Regions from separate parts of the Homo sapiens genome. Here regions 2, 3, 4 and 5 are each linked to region 1. Evidence: chromatin contacts called from ENCODE Hi-C or POLR2A ChIA-PET data. All regions are on one chromosome and are shown on one strand. Each heading gives the region's core, a stretch centred on a gene start or an enhancer-like site at or near the end of the contact. The rest is flanking DNA. Distances are from core to core; before and after follow the strand shown.

Region 1 (2,700 bases), core at 63-2,562:
ACTCAACTCTCTTCCGCACATTCCTCGGCTGAATCCTACAAATTCACTAATTTCTTTTGTCCTTTGAACTAGTTATCCTACTCCCTCGGTAAAGAACTAATAGGCTCGGCACCTACTTTTCAATCATTTACATTTTGTTACACCCTATCAGCCTCAAAAAGAAAAGAAAAAAGCTATACCAAAAAAAAAAAACAAATTTAAGTTGACAGGTACAATAACTCTTACAGGAAAAGAGATGTGAATTATGTTATTCTAGTAACTGATTCTTAAATGATACACCTACAGTTTTCTAATGCTCTAATCTTTCTATCCTCAAGGTTTTCCAGATTTCAGAGACAGCACAGGCAGAAACTAAGTGTATATACCACTTGATCAAGCTTACTGCGGATTTATTCTTGGATAGCTAAAATAAGGTAGTGGGGCTTGCACAGAAAACATATTTTTAATTAAAAAAAAAGTTTCCAACAGTGAGTAACATCTTCCTTCTCGGCTGACTGTGCCAGTGTCAGTCCCACGCCTGGGCCCAGGCTAGGCCGGGGCTCACCACACCACCCTCCACTGTGGTCCAAAGGAGAAAGCAGGGCCGTGTGTGGCAGGTGCGCATCGTGTCAAATTGGGGGGCACGGGGAGTGCGGCGGGTGGGGAAAGGCGAAGCAAGCCGCCCGAATCTCCCATGGGGCGTTCTCCAGCCCGGCAGGCGGCGGCTGGCCCGTCCCACGGGCACCAACTCTCCATTTTCACTCCCACTCAGGGTTCCCGGGAGGAACGCGCCGGCACCACACCCTCCAGCTCGCAGCCCGCTCGCACACACGGAGCCCCGCGCCGGAGCGGGCGCCAGGCCTGGACGCGCGGGGCCACCAGGGCTCTGCCTGCCGCCCCGCCGCGCCGGCCCCACCCGCCCTCCCCGCCCCCGGGCCGGGCGACCGAGGCCTAAGCGCCTGCCGGGCTGTGGGGCCTAGGGAAGGAAGGAGCCCGCGCTGAGGAGGGGCGCCCGCGCCGCGGCCCCGAGCTCCGGCTGTCCCGCTCACGTGCTGCCAGAAAGACGGTTTCACTCTCTTACCCTCTGTAAAATCCTCCTTAACATGGTTTAACCACCACCCGGCGCCGCCGCGGTGACTCTCCAGACCCTGCGCGGGGCCACTCACTACTCGGGGTGCGCGGGCGGGAGGGACTGGGCCGGGAGGGGACCGGGAAGGAGGTCGGGGCGAGGCGGTGGCGACGGCCGCTCGGGCGGCCCCGACTTCCCCACAGGCGGCGAGAGGGAGCACGCGAGAGAGAGCGAGCGAACGACTAGGCAGCCTGCGAGCGCCTCCAGCCCGCCCGCCGGGCAGCCCCCGTAACTGACAGATGGGCGGGCCCGCCCGCGGCCGCCGGGGGGCGGGGCGGTGGCGGGCCCGCCCCTCGCCTGTCCATTCGCGGGAGGCGGGGCTGAAGGGGGCCGGTCCAGGCCAGCGACCAATCGGAAGCGGTGGCAACGTGGGCGGCTGCGTGACAGACAGGCGGCAGGACGCTGTCGCCGCAGCTTCTTCCGGCTAGCTGGGGGACGCCGAGGCTGCGGAGTGCACGCCTGGGCTCCGTCAGAGGGCCGCGCCCGCGCGACGACCGCGTGCCCGCTAGTGGGAGGCGGGCGAGGACCCCTGGGGGTGTCCCTCCCTGACCCAGGCGGGAGGAGGGGACGCCTTAGGCTGTTTTGTAAAATGTGTCGGTGTGACCCTTCCGGCGATGGCTCCTGACTCGACGTGGTATTGAGCCTGAGCTATATGCTAGTTTCTGCTGGAAACGCTGACTCTGCCTCTTAGCCCCTGGGTTGAAGCCGACTAGAGAATCTCAGACGTGCTTAACCGGTCTGTTGGGCTTCCCTGCCCTTTTCCAGTCCCAGGTTTCCTTTCCCTGCTCCCTTCCTGCTTCTAATTTCAGCCAAAGAGAAAGCAAAGATTTAGAAAAGAAGGGTAGGAAGAAGCTGGAATTTGAATTGGCAAGAGAAGTTTGAGGTTGTCTTTTCTAGATCAAAACAATTTTTAATAGGCTGATGTTCACATGTTGCACTTTCTAAAGCCCGTGCTTGACCTCCTAAGGAATTTTAAGTCCTATTCTGATAATCGATTTATGAAGTAAATTGTCATTAACGCCTCTGTTTTATAGATTAAGAAGAAAATGAGGTCACAGATAAATATCGTGCCAAAACGACGTGGTCTTTGAACTGACCTCCAGGCACGATGTCATTATTTAACTCGAGAAATCACAGCTTCTGCGTCCTACCATTCTGCCAATATTCACAGCCAAGAGGCTCAACTTAACACCCTGGTAGAAAAAGAGAAGCCTTTAATATTGCTTGAATAGGGAAGGAGAGGGAATAATGGAACTAACCTTGCTGGGAGGGAAAAAAAAAAAAAAAGAAAAAACCAACAGACCACTGAATGAAGCCTATGAAGCAATGAATGGAGTGCTTTTTGGAAAGCACTTCCAGATCTTTTGAAAAGCAGCACAAAATTAAATATTATTTGCAAATCAGTTAATGAATAGGAAAATGTTTTGTAAAGTATAATGCATTATATAATGTAATATGATATTTCTATCCCAAATATATTTGGTTTTTTATTATGTGTGTGTGTGTCTCTCGATGGTGCAGCAGCACGGTCATGCCTACAGCTAATATATGAGTAATCACTAGTGATAATGCACTTACAAAGAACATACTTT
Region 2 (2,700 bases), core at 33-2,532, 3.6 Mb before region 1:
AACCCTTATTCGCTTGAATCCGGAAATAGACAAAATGGCAACTTTTTGGAATATTTTGAGAGCTAAGATGTGCCAATTTGCATCCCCAACAATCTCTCCCGTCCTGCAAATCTTAATTCAAAATCGAACGATAGAAAACAGGGTGATGGTGGAGGATGTTCTGGCTAAGAAGGCGCAGAACCCGTTAGAAAGAAACCGCCGGTACCCGCAGCCGGAAGCGAGTGGATTCTGAGCCGGCCCGGTTCTCTGGTGCGGAACGCGCGGTTCGCGGCCCCTACCTCGCCGGCTGCCGGTCCCTAGGCGGGCAGCGCGGCTCCGAAGCTCCAGCTGAGCGGAGCAGAGGTATTTTCAATCCACGCGCCCCGCCCGCAGCCCTGCGCCCCTAGCCCTGCCCCGCGCGCGGAGTTCCCTGGGCGCGTACCTTCCAGGTAGAACGCCCGGCAGCCCTCGTCCTTGAGCTTCTTGAGCAGCAGCCCGAGCACCGACTCGCCGCCCGTATTCTCGTTCCAGTCGCTGCTGCTCTCGTCGTAGAGCACCACTGTGTCGGTGCCACAGCGCCGGGTGAAGCGGTCCCGGTCCTCGCCGCGCGTGAAGAGCGCGCGCACCGGCAGGTTACCCTTCTGCAGGCGCCGCAGCATGATGCCCGGGATGGCCACGTTGATGGCCGACTCGATGTGCGACGACTCGTATAGCTCCTGCGGCCGGCAGTCCATCAGCAGCAGCCGCTCGTTGCCCAGCTCCAGCTGCTCGTTGAGCCACGCCACCGTCTTGCTGATCGCCATTTCCGACGCGAAGGGCACGGGTCTGAGCGTATCTATCATGGGGGTCGAGCTGCGGGAGAGGGCGGGGTGCCTACCAGACGCCCCTCGGGGCAGGCATAGGCCGAGCGCACCGCGCGCGAAGCTGCCGCTCTCGGAGCGGGGTTTAATTCCGCCTCGCCTTACCCAAGCCGAGGCTAGCGGTTGGGGCAGACGAGACAGAAGTAAAGCCGGAGGTTCTCTCTGCACCCAGCTGCAGCCGCTGGCTCTTAGTGTCAATGAATCTCTCTCAATGAAGCTGCCCAGATAGTTTTTGTTCCTCCCCAGTGAATGAAATCCAATTAATTCGGACTCCGTGCTACTGAGAGGGGAGGAAAAAAAGTCTAGCGGCTTCTAATCCCTCCCTCCAAGGCTGCACCTCAAATCTACCCGGGCGTCTTTCTCCCCGGATTATTTAAGACTCGATTTGCTATCTCTTGGACTCAGCCTCGCACACCCCCTGCGCGAGGCAGCTCCTCAATGGATACAAACAGCGAGCGTCTCAATGGATACATTCTCCGGGCCAGCCAATGAGCGTGCTGCGGAAGGGGCTGTTGCCGTGGGGACGGGCCGGCTGGAACAGGTTGTGTTGATGAATTGTTAATGAGTTTGTCATTCACAAAAACGGAAAGGAATTTCCGCTCCGGATAAGCCCCAGTGCAAACAAGCTGCAACAGCGGGCTCGGCGGGAGGAAGGAGAAAGAAGGGGAGGCGGCAGCGGAGGAGGAGCAGGGCACATAAACCAGGGCACTTCAGTTGTCTCATGTTTCCTTCTGTTGAGAGTTCACACTTCGCGTCGGAACTTTTGCGCACCAATGGCGCAATTAGCATGCACAAAAGCCCTTGTTCGCGACGCTTGCGTTCGCGAGCTAGCTTTAGGAAAACTTGTGCTGACTTTTCGTTCTTTGTATTCCCTTCAAACTCATTTGGACCCAAGTTCGCCTTAACCCTCCCCTCCCCCAACCCCCCTTCTTTAGGCGGTGTGTGGCATTTGTTTGCCACTTTTAAAGGCCCAGCTCTGTTTGCTCTGATGTTCTTTTAGCCGAGGCTGTGTTGGGGCTGGTGAACTGACTGGGCTTTAGTGACCGATGAGGTGTTAAATGCTAATCCAACATATTTCGAAACAAACCAGGATTTTGTTGAAACATTTTAAAGCAAACAAACAAACGTCTGGTTGTGCAGAAAATCAGAAGAAAACCTTTTTTCTTAAAATAACATTTTATTTTCATTAAAACAATGTAGAGTGCAGAAACAAACTCTTAGGTCAGTCCAGTGCTTTTACTGTATTCCGCTCCGGCGGCGTGGGGAGTTACAAGCCATTGTTCGGGGGAATCTATATCTCTCCCCCCGCCCCACCACCACCATCGCCTGCTGGGAGGTCGCGCTGGTTAATGATTTCTGGGCAAGGAGCTCGGCTTCTGACGGGGGAGCCGGTCTGGCGGGGCTGCCTGAGCGAGGTGTGCTGGGACGCGCCGGGCCGGGCCAGCAGTCCCCGCCATGGGCGAGGCGTGAGGAAGTCCTCCCGCAAGACCTGCAGGCTGCGGGGGCTCGGCAGGGGGGCTCGACGATTGGTTACAGTTGGCAGGGAGGCATGTCAGAGGGGGCCTCCCCAGCCCTCTCCTGCCGCCGCCTCCTCCCTTTGTCCAGCGCCGGGCACTCCGGGGAGCACCAGCCGCGCCTGCGCGCTGCGCTCCCTGCCACCGCCCCGCCGTCCCCGTCTCCCCGCTTGGGCACGGGGCTGTGCGCGACGCAGTGGACGGGTGCGGGGCTCAGCGAGGGACTCCCGGGTCCATAGAGATCTGGGGAGGGTGGGGGGAGCAAGGACGAGTGCCTGCCGGGACCCCCCTGGCTCCTCGCTCCCAAGGAGTCGAGGGGAACGTCTCTACCGCGCTGCAAAGCCAGC
Region 3 (2,700 bases), core at 91-2,590, 3.1 Mb after region 1:
AGAAGCCGAATTTGGCTGTCTTTTCATGACCCTCTTATTTTTAAAATGATCTTCTATGAAATTCTTCAGGTGAAAGGTACCTTCAGATGAAAGGTATAAACCAAATACTATTGGGCAATTTGAGCAAGAACATTAAATATAGGTTATGATACAGATAAAATCATTGAATAATATTCCATGAATCTACAACCTTTCTTCATTCCAATGGTTATAGAGTTTGTAGAAGTATGTGTTTTCTAAGTGAAATAACTACTTGGCTCCTTGGAACCAACTATTAAAAAAGCGTATTGAATCATCCTTAGAAAATTTGAACGTCCCATCCGTTCTTAAATTATTAGAAGAAAGTTGATAAGATTAAAAAGTAGAAAGGACCCTGAAGAGAGAGAGCTGCGCCTAGAGTTAGCAAGCAGGGACTGTTAGTTTCAAAGTAGGGCGGAAAGAAGAGGCCTGCCCGGCCGGGGCTGGAAATCCTAAGAGGCTTGAGAACGACTAGCAGGGAGATCCAGGGAACTAGGAGGGAGACGGATGGGTGGTGCCCTGCAGACCTGTGGATTGAAATAAGTGTTCCCGGGAGGCAACCGTGGGATCAGGGATCGACAGGACATGGGATCTGAGACTTGGGTGAGATTGTTGACTGAGGAAGGTGCCCAGGGGGCTGGGAAAAGTCTGGGGCCTGAAGAAGGGGGTTCTGGGCCGCAGGCCGAAGCAATGGGGAGGCCATGGAGTAATTAGAGCCAGGAACTAAAATTATGGGGGCTACTGCAAAGATGACACCTAAGGGCTGGGTGAGTTGAGAGGAGTGGACGAGGCGCTGGATGTGCCCAGGGACCTCGGAGAGAGGATCCAGGCGAGGGGCGGAGGAGACATACGTATAAGTGGGGGCTGAGGGAAGGGATGCAGAGGCGTAAGCGGGGTTGAGAAGGGGTGCTGTGAGAGATCTGGGGGCTGAAGTGCACAACATGAGTTGGATGGAGGCTACAGAAGAGCAGACGGGGACGTGGGGCTAGGCAGGGGCCGCGGCGGGGTGAGCCGGAGATCCGGGAGCCCGCAAGGACTAGGGTCGAGGGGCAGGGAGCCCGGGAGAGGCGGGCACTGGGCAGGCGCCCCACTGTACCAGGCTGCGCAGATTGTCCTCCTGAGACTGGACCGTGAGAGCAGCAGTCCCGGTCAGCGTCCGGCGAGTAAAGTCGACGCTGCAGCGCAGGTGCAGGTGCTTGGTCCGGCAGACGGAAGCCGGAGAGGCCAACGAACAGGTATCCACTATCTCGGGCATGGCTCTGGGGGATCACACAGCACAGCGACCTACAGCCCAACGCTCAGCTACCAGACTCGTCGATAGAGAACCTGAGGAGGAGGGAGAGAGGTAAAGAAGAGGAGGAGGGATTCGCGGTGCACGCCGGGAAAGGAAGTTTCTTAAAGTCAGACGAGCGTTGGGGGATGGGTGAAGGAACTACAAGTTCCATGGTGCCGCGCGGCAAGCGGGCGCTTGGCTACCTGGGAGCGTGTGTGTTAGGGATGTTGAGGGGGACCAAGCGTGCTCCTGGAGCTGAAGAAGAGGAGGGGAGTAGGGGCAGTTAGAAGGGTGGCCGAAGGGAAATGATGAGAATGGAGGGGGAGATAAAACTGAACACTACCATTTTGGCTCTGTTCAACTTTCGTGGAAGCTGTGGTGGCAAACGTAAGAAAATCAGGTTCATTGGTGTTTGCATATAGCGAGGGCGGGGCGGAGCAAAAACGTAGAAAAGGCCTATCAGAAGGCTTTCTTTCGTGCGGTTCCTCGTTAGTATAGTGGTGAGTATCCCCGCCTGTCACGCGGGAGACCGGGGTTCGATTCCCCGACGGGGAGGCACAGTAATTGTTTTTTGTTTTTAGCTGTAAGTAATTCAAGGTTTAAACAGTTGTTTTGTCAGTTTCAGTGTTTATTATGTATATCCCCAGAACCTGCATCTCTCAAACGGAGAAAGCCAACATTCCCATCTTAGAAACTAATGAATTTCTATAAAAGTTATGCACTGGTCGCAATGGGAGTACAGAGCTGGGACATCTAGCTCAGCTCTGGGGCCTTTGTGGCAGGTGAAGGAGGATTGAAGGATGCCTTGCCTTTAGGGTGGGGCCTCAAAATTAAAACTGGAAAAATTGGAAGAGGCTAGGTTTCGAAGGACCTTAAATAGGTGGCCTTTTAATCCTGGGTGCATTAATGGGGGACCCACTGAAGAGTTTTCAGCAGGCGACTGATAAAGCATGGTCAGACTCATGTTATAAAATGCGGTATCAAAACCATTAGCAGGAGATTTAGGAAACTATTAAAATGGCTCAATCAGAAGATGCTGGGGGCCTGACATAGGTAAGTAGTAAGTTAGGATAGAGAGGAAGGAATGAATAGAAGGAATACTTATATAAGTGGATTCACAGATTGAGAGGAGACGAAGGTGGCCCAGGCTTTCGGCTTCAGTGGCTGGCTAGTCATTAACCAGAGGTAGTAGTCTATATGAAGAGGACAGTATGTTAGGCTGTACTTGCATTGCTATAAATACCTGAGACTGGGAAGAAAAGGGGTTTAATTGGTTTACAGTTACGCAGGCTGTACAGGAAGCATAGCTCCAGTATGCTTCCAGGTAGGCCTCAGGAAGCTTACAATCATGGCAGAAGGTGAAGAAGGGGCAGGCCTCTACATGGCCCGAGCAAGAGCAAGAGATTGCG
Region 4 (2,700 bases), core at 98-2,597, 3.2 Mb before region 1:
CTGTCGAGGAGGGTCGAGCCCTCCAAGTACCTGCAGACCCCTTTAACCCACCCGGACGCCCTGCCCTCCCCTCCGAGCCAAGCAGCGCACAGGGTGCGAGCACTCCCAGCGCTGCGAGTCCCGCAGAAAACTGGTGAATGAAATGCGCACAGAGACCAACCTGGCTGGTGACCGCGGCGCAGAACCAGGGGTCGCTAACCAGCTTAGCCACAGGATTCTCCCGCAGGATGGGATAAAGAGAGCACAGCCCCCACCCCACACCCCTGCCACTGGAACGCGGTCCTCCTACAGACTCCTTCCTCAAAAAGGGAGGTGGGGGCGCAGGCTTTTTTCTCTTAAACTAAGTGAATAAACACGAATCGGAAACAACTGTGAACATCCTGGGGGGCCAGACGGAAGGCGTGAGGAGAAAGACCAGGCGGCTCTCCAACTCCCGAGGAATCACCGTCCTGACACGCCAACAATCAACCACCAGGGCCAGGGGCCGACCAGGGGCCCCCGCTCCCCTCCCGCAGTGCGTCTGGGGGGCCGAGGCCAAGGATTAGAGGGGTGACCCTCCCGGGGCGCGGGGAGAGGGAGTGCCGGGCACGGTGCCCTCAAGGTCACCACGCGCCGTGGCGGGGGCGACCGGTGGCGGGATGGGCTGTGGCGCGGCCGAGGCGGCTTCGTGAAGCCGAAGACCTGCGGGTGTAGACCAGAAGCCCCAACAAGCCCCATCCCTCGGGCCCGGAGCAGCGACTCCCAGACTGACCCGGCGCTGAGGTGCACGGCGAGAAGCCCGCTCACCTTCACAATCTCCCGGCAAGAGGCAACCTGCGAGGGGCCCCGACCGCCCCCGTCAGCTTCTCCCGAATCCGGCGCAACCCGCTGCGCACCCAGCTATCAGGATCCCCGCCGCGACGCCCGACCTCCGTGCTCCGCCTGGCCTCCCCCGCAGGTGACCTGCCCCGCCGCCCCCGGCCGCGGGCGGGCGGCGGCCGCCACTCACCTCGCCCGGCAGTGGGAACCATTTTCCGAGGGGGAAGGAAAGGCAGGCTGCGGGAGGGTCGCGGGGCGTTAAGGGGCAGCGGGAAACGCAGAGGATGGGGGCTCCGTCCTCAGCGCGTCCGCAGCCGGCTCGCAGGGCTCGGGGCGCCACGCGGAGGTGCAGCTGCACCTCGGGGATGGGGCGGCCAAGGAGCCGAGAGGCTCGGCGTCCACCAGCCGGGGCTCCCTACTCACGCTGCACTGCGAGGAGGCGGCGGCGGCAGCGAAGGAGGAGGAGGCGGCGCCCGGCCGTCCCCGCCCAGAGCCCGGCAGCCACCGAGTGGCCGCCCGCGTCCCCGCAGGACCCGCCTCCTCGGCTCCGCAGAGCGGCACACAGGGCGCGCCGCGCTCGCTCGGCACGGGCAGCTCAGCCGGCCTCACGCCGCCGTCCGCAACAGCAGCCGCGGGCGGGGTGCAGCCACCTCCGTGAGCGCCGCAGCCCGCCCCACTCGGGGCGGGGCCCGCGGGCACCGGAGAGCGGACGGCCGAGCACGAGGGGGCTGCGCGCAGCTCCGGGCAGGGACCCCGTCTGCACCGGGTGGCCTGCAAGATTGCCGGGGTAGGCAGGGGGAGGAGAACGCTCACCCGTTCCGGTCTGGCGCTCCCTTTTCTCCACACCCACACGCCTCCCGCTCCACGCTGGCGGCGCAGCTGCTCCCGCTGCCACAGCCGCCACCGCCGCCGAAGCTCGCGCCGCCGCCGCTGCCGCCTTGGCTGAGCGCGGTCACGTGACGCGATCCGCGGGGAGCCTGGGGGCGGGCGAGTGCGCGCGCGCGCGCGCGGAGGAACCGCGGCTCGGACCGGGACTGGGAGCTGAGCGGCACTGGGAGGGCGTTTAAGGGGAGGACCCGGCGAGCGCGCCCTCGGCTGGCGAGCGCGCGCCTGGCGATTAGAACTTGCCGCGCGGTCGGGAAAGGGTGGCCGGAGTGAGGGGCGGAGGTGGGGACTTGCGCCTCCGCACGCCCCTCCCTTTCTTCCTTCCCCTGAGCGCCTTGGCTTGCCGCTGCCCCCGCCCCCTCCAGCGCGCCCCTTCCCTCCTGCCGCAGCCTGCGATTGGCTGAGAGGCTCTGACGTCCGTGTTTCCATGACGTGTTGGTGCAGGAGGGAGCGGCGGGGGAGGAGGGGGTGGCCAGGCGCGCGGGGAGGTGACTCCGTCAGTCACAGCTGCTGTTTCGGCGCGGGGCCGGGCCGCTGCCGCGACGTGTGGAGGCAGGAGAGCGATGATTGCCGCAGGAGAAGTGCGGGCGCCCTTCACCTGGGGCCCCTCCCGAACCGCCCCCGGGCCCATGCCCCTCCAGGGCCCAGGAGCGAGCCAGCGGGAGGGCGAGGGCGAGCGCTCCTGGCGAGGACAGATTAAGGCGAACCCCCAGTCAGCGGACATTTGAGCGGCTCCTCGCCGCGTCTCTGCCCCCACTCCAAACCGGACTCGACGCCTGTCCCGGGCCGTGACGCACGCACCGGAGGAAAAAGTGCTTCTCGGCTCGCTCCCTCTTTGGGGAAGAGAGCTCACTCCCCATGCGGGCGCGGGACACTCCATCTCTGTTCCTGCCGGTCGGGTCCGCAAACACCGGGGATCCCAGCTGCGGCGCCCAAAGGGTTAACGCAGGCGTTCGGCCAGTGCAAACCGGCCTCGCAGGATCCGCGCTTAAAATCCGGGTGTTTTCATTTTGGGTT
Region 5 (2,700 bases), core at 185-2,684, 4.9 Mb before region 1:
TGTTGGACTTAAAAGGTTCTGTGGCAGTTTGGGAGGTGACAGTTGATAGTTGTGAAAGTTGTTGTCTCTGAGATTCGTGAAACACGCCGCTTTTTAGAATGCCTCTGAAAGAACAAAGAAGTCACTGGCACTCGACTATAATATGCTAAAAAGTTTCTGGTTCCAACAGCACACAGCCAGCATCAGGTGTTTTCTTTTTTGATAAATGCAGGCGGGGTGTGATGTGGGAGAACATTTTGTGTTTTCCTGTGAGAAAAAGATAGTAGAAAAGAAAGTAAACACTTTGAAATGGCAAATCTCTTTCTTCCTCCCTCCCCTCTGAATCCAGTAATCAAAAAACTGTGAACTTTTTTTAAATTTTATTTTTTTTCACTGTCAGTATTCAATATAACTGTGAACTTTTTAAAGGAAGATGTTTTATTCTTTGAGAACCCCCTTACTAGTTAGATACCTCTAAGTGAGATATAGTTGTTTAATTTTTCCAAGGGCTAAGTCAGTAACATGCTGGACAGTTGAGTACATGCAGATAAGACAAAGAAATGAGACCTGGGCCTAGTCCAAGCCCATAAAGGATGGCAGTAAAGTCAAAATTCCCCTACAACTTCAGGCTAGGAACTACTACATTCAATGAGATGGAAAGGCTACTATTCCTAAATATTTAGTATTTATTTTATTTAGTCATTGTCCATCTTATCACTTACCCTCAAAATATTCTTTTGAGCAGTAAGTTAAGGCTGTTTTTAGCTCGCAGTTGATTGACTACCATTACTCAAGCCATTTGGGCTGTTGGAGCTCACCTTTAATTAAACAAGATTCTTATGAAAAACTTGAGAATGAAATCTGGTTGTAGGTATTCCTGTACTTTTGGATTAGTCTAAGGCTGAAATTTCGCACTCACTCCGAAAAGAACATCAGAATCATTTCGACCATGCTATGCTGCACAATAAGGAGTAGTTCAAACGACAACTTTTTTTGATCCCAGGTGTTTTATTATAGGGTTTTCTGATAGTCTTACCGGAAAGGAAGTTTTCATTCTGCTTGGGAATCTGGGGATGTCTCTAGCCATTTCTAAACTTCTACAGTGCTTCCCCCACGAACTAAAGATAACAGGCAAGCAGTTTCCATTGGAACTGTGTTAAATCGACATCTGAAATGTTCATTGCTTATAATTTGATCTTATTTAATTTCCCAAAAAATCATTAGTTACTAGGTATTGCTAAGTACCCACGTTCGGGAAACGCATCTTTTTTTTTTTTTTTTCACGGTTATTAAAACCGAGGGTGGGGGGCGGAGGACGCACGTGGGAACCCACCAGGCGCCTCAGCTTCTGCACTACAACTCCCAGAAGGCGCCGCGGCCAGGAAGCCGCTTCTGGACGGGCGTTCCCGCCCCTCGCTGGGCTTGGTAGTTGGGGCGCAGCCGCGGTGGCTGGGCGCGGAGTGTGCGTGGCCTGAGCCGTGCGGGTGACTGCTTCAGGGCTTCTCCGCGACTGGACCGGGCGCCGCTCGAAAGCACGCCCTCCATTCGCACTGCTTGTTGGGCTCATCATGAAGCGCTTGGGCTCCGTGCAGCGGAAAATGCCGTGTGTGTTTGTGACGGAGGTGAAAGAGGAGCCTTCCTCCAAAAGGGAGCATCAGGTACGGAGGAGCGCCGGGCAGGCTTGGCGGCCCGCGTGGGCTCCTCCCCGCGGCGCTGGCTCAGTGCGAACCCGGCGAGGGCGGCTGGGCGCTTTAGAACTGCCCTGCAGGCCAGGAACCTCTGTAGGTTTCCCTGGGGAGGTCTGGGGTGGGAGTTCCGTACGCCCTGAGCTCCAGGTTCTTGTACTTTTCTTAGTTGTGAGGGAGGGAATTTGCGAAAGAATTTTCCTTATCAGGAGATTCAAACTTGTCCTCGCAAGGAAATGGATAACTCACATCCACAGCATGTCCCTTCCTTTTCAGGTCAGCACCTTTTGGGGAAACCCCCTAATCAGGTAATTGCCACAGTCCAAGCTTTACTACTTTTCAAGAGTGCAGTAAGAAAGGGTGGATATTAGAAGACTTGCTTTACCTGTTCTGTCCGAACCAGTGGCGGTGTTGACAGTAGCCTAATTAGGTCACTGAAGTTCACACCTCATATTACCAGTAATTACTTAATTTATTCTAACTTTGGTGTTCTCAAGGTTTTCTGTTGCAGCAACGTGTTTTCCATAGTGTGCCCTCGGTAAATGCTAGTGAGTAACCTATATTTGGGTAATTTTTTCATATTGTACTATAAAACGTTGTAGTCTTTGATCAGTAGAATCCCCAGTGATTAGTTGGGTGCTTCCCAACTTTGCTGATTTCAAACAAAACCAACATGTCCATTGGAAATCCACCTCACTTGAGTTTCATCATTGGCACTGGCTTTCTCGTCTTCTGGACTAAAACTTGTTTAAGGCAAAGATTGCCCTGTTATCTTTAGTCCCAGCTTCTAGGACCTGGCACGTGGTAGGCACTGGATAAATATTTGTTGAATTAAAGAATGAACCCTGGAATCATTTCATGCCAGTTTTCCATTCACCTTGATGCTTTTTACCTTATAGCATCTGATCTTTTCCTGCTTTCTAGTGCTGTCACAGCTGTTACAGTTAATATTTCATGTCCTGCTCATTGCACCACCTAACTGGTCTTACTTGCCACTCAGACTGATCATCACCATGTTCTTTCCTCGTCAGAATAC

The links. A loop is a pair of places that touch in the nucleus more often than their neighbours do. ChIA-PET counts read pairs that join two places held with the same protein, here RNA polymerase II (POLR2A). Pooled maps may share reads with other maps.
Region 2: a map of CD8-positive, alpha-beta T cell shows a loop between it and region 1 (11-fold over the local background). The contact joins the promoter of DUSP6 here to the promoter of EEA1 in region 1. A Hi-C loop is called at or near these places in 2 of 168 maps with a recorded cell type or tissue (CD4-positive, alpha-beta T cell and CD8-positive, alpha-beta T cell) and 8 of 50 pooled maps. POLR2A ChIA-PET finds 5 or more read pairs at or near these places in 1 of 52 experiments (A549).
Region 3: a loop to region 1 is called in a map of CD8-positive, alpha-beta T cell, with 14 times the contacts of the local background. The contact joins the promoter of LTA4H here to the promoter of EEA1 in region 1. A Hi-C loop is called at or near these places in 2 of 168 maps with a recorded cell type or tissue (CD8-positive, alpha-beta T cell and ascending aorta) and 11 of 50 pooled maps.
Region 4: a map of CD8-positive, alpha-beta T cell shows a loop between it and region 1 (6-fold over the local background). The contact joins the promoter of ATP2B1-AS1 here to the promoter of EEA1 in region 1. A Hi-C loop is called at or near these places in 2 of 168 maps with a recorded cell type or tissue (CD8-positive, alpha-beta T cell and naive thymus-derived CD4-positive, alpha-beta T cell), 3 of 37 single-sample maps with no recorded cell type and 9 of 50 pooled maps.
Region 5: a pooled map shows a loop between it and region 1 (10-fold over the local background). The contact joins the promoter of RLIG1 here to the promoter of EEA1 in region 1. A Hi-C loop is called at or near these places in 5 of 50 pooled maps.

Annotation. Positions count from the first base shown.
Region 1 is chr12:92,927,983-92,930,682 of GRCh38, forward strand. EEA1 (early endosome antigen 1) reads right to left here and starts at 1,313. Exons shown (of 29, transcript NM_003566.4): 1 at 1,061-1,313. The coding sequence starts at 1,084. RefSeq lists a silencer at 703-1,782.
Region 2 is chr12:89,351,219-89,353,918 of GRCh38, forward strand. DUSP6 (dual specificity phosphatase 6) reads right to left here and starts at 1,283. Exons shown (of 3, transcript NM_001946.4): 1 at 422-1,283. The coding sequence starts at 821. The region is part of intron 9 of POC1B-DUSP6 (POC1B-DUSP6 readthrough); the gene reads right to left. RefSeq lists an enhancer at 1-409 and a silencer at 2,229-2,538.
Region 3 is chr12:96,034,247-96,036,946 of GRCh38, forward strand. It overlaps LTA4H (leukotriene A4 hydrolase), which reads right to left and starts at 1,341. Exons shown (of 19, transcript NM_000895.3): 1 at 1,115-1,341. The coding sequence starts at 1,273. TRD-GTC2-8 (tRNA-Asp (anticodon GTC) 2-8) reads left to right here and starts at 1,775; the gene lies at 1,775-1,846. RefSeq lists enhancers at 440-529, 1,120-1,539, 1,980-2,029, 2,050-2,099 and a silencer at 970-1,069.
Region 4 is chr12:89,707,608-89,710,307 of GRCh38, forward strand. ATP2B1-AS1 (ATP2B1 antisense RNA 1) reads left to right here and starts at 1,348. Exons shown (of 1, transcript NR_028138.1): 1 at 1,348-2,700. It overlaps ATP2B1 (ATPase plasma membrane Ca2+ transporting 1), which reads right to left and starts at 1,231. Exons shown (of 21, transcript NM_001366521.1): 1 at 989-1,231. RefSeq lists enhancers at 110-199, 210-309 and silencers at 500-729, 880-1,899, 1,920-2,469.
Region 5 is chr12:88,034,102-88,036,801 of GRCh38, forward strand. It overlaps RLIG1 (RNA 5'-phosphate and 3'-OH ligase 1), which reads left to right and starts at 1,435. Exons shown (of 7, transcript NM_001009894.3): 1 at 1,435-1,637. The coding sequence starts at 1,548. It overlaps LOC107984542 (a long non-coding RNA gene), which reads right to left and starts at 1,395. Exons shown (of 3, transcript XR_007063395.1): 1 at 1,313-1,395; 2 at 1-246.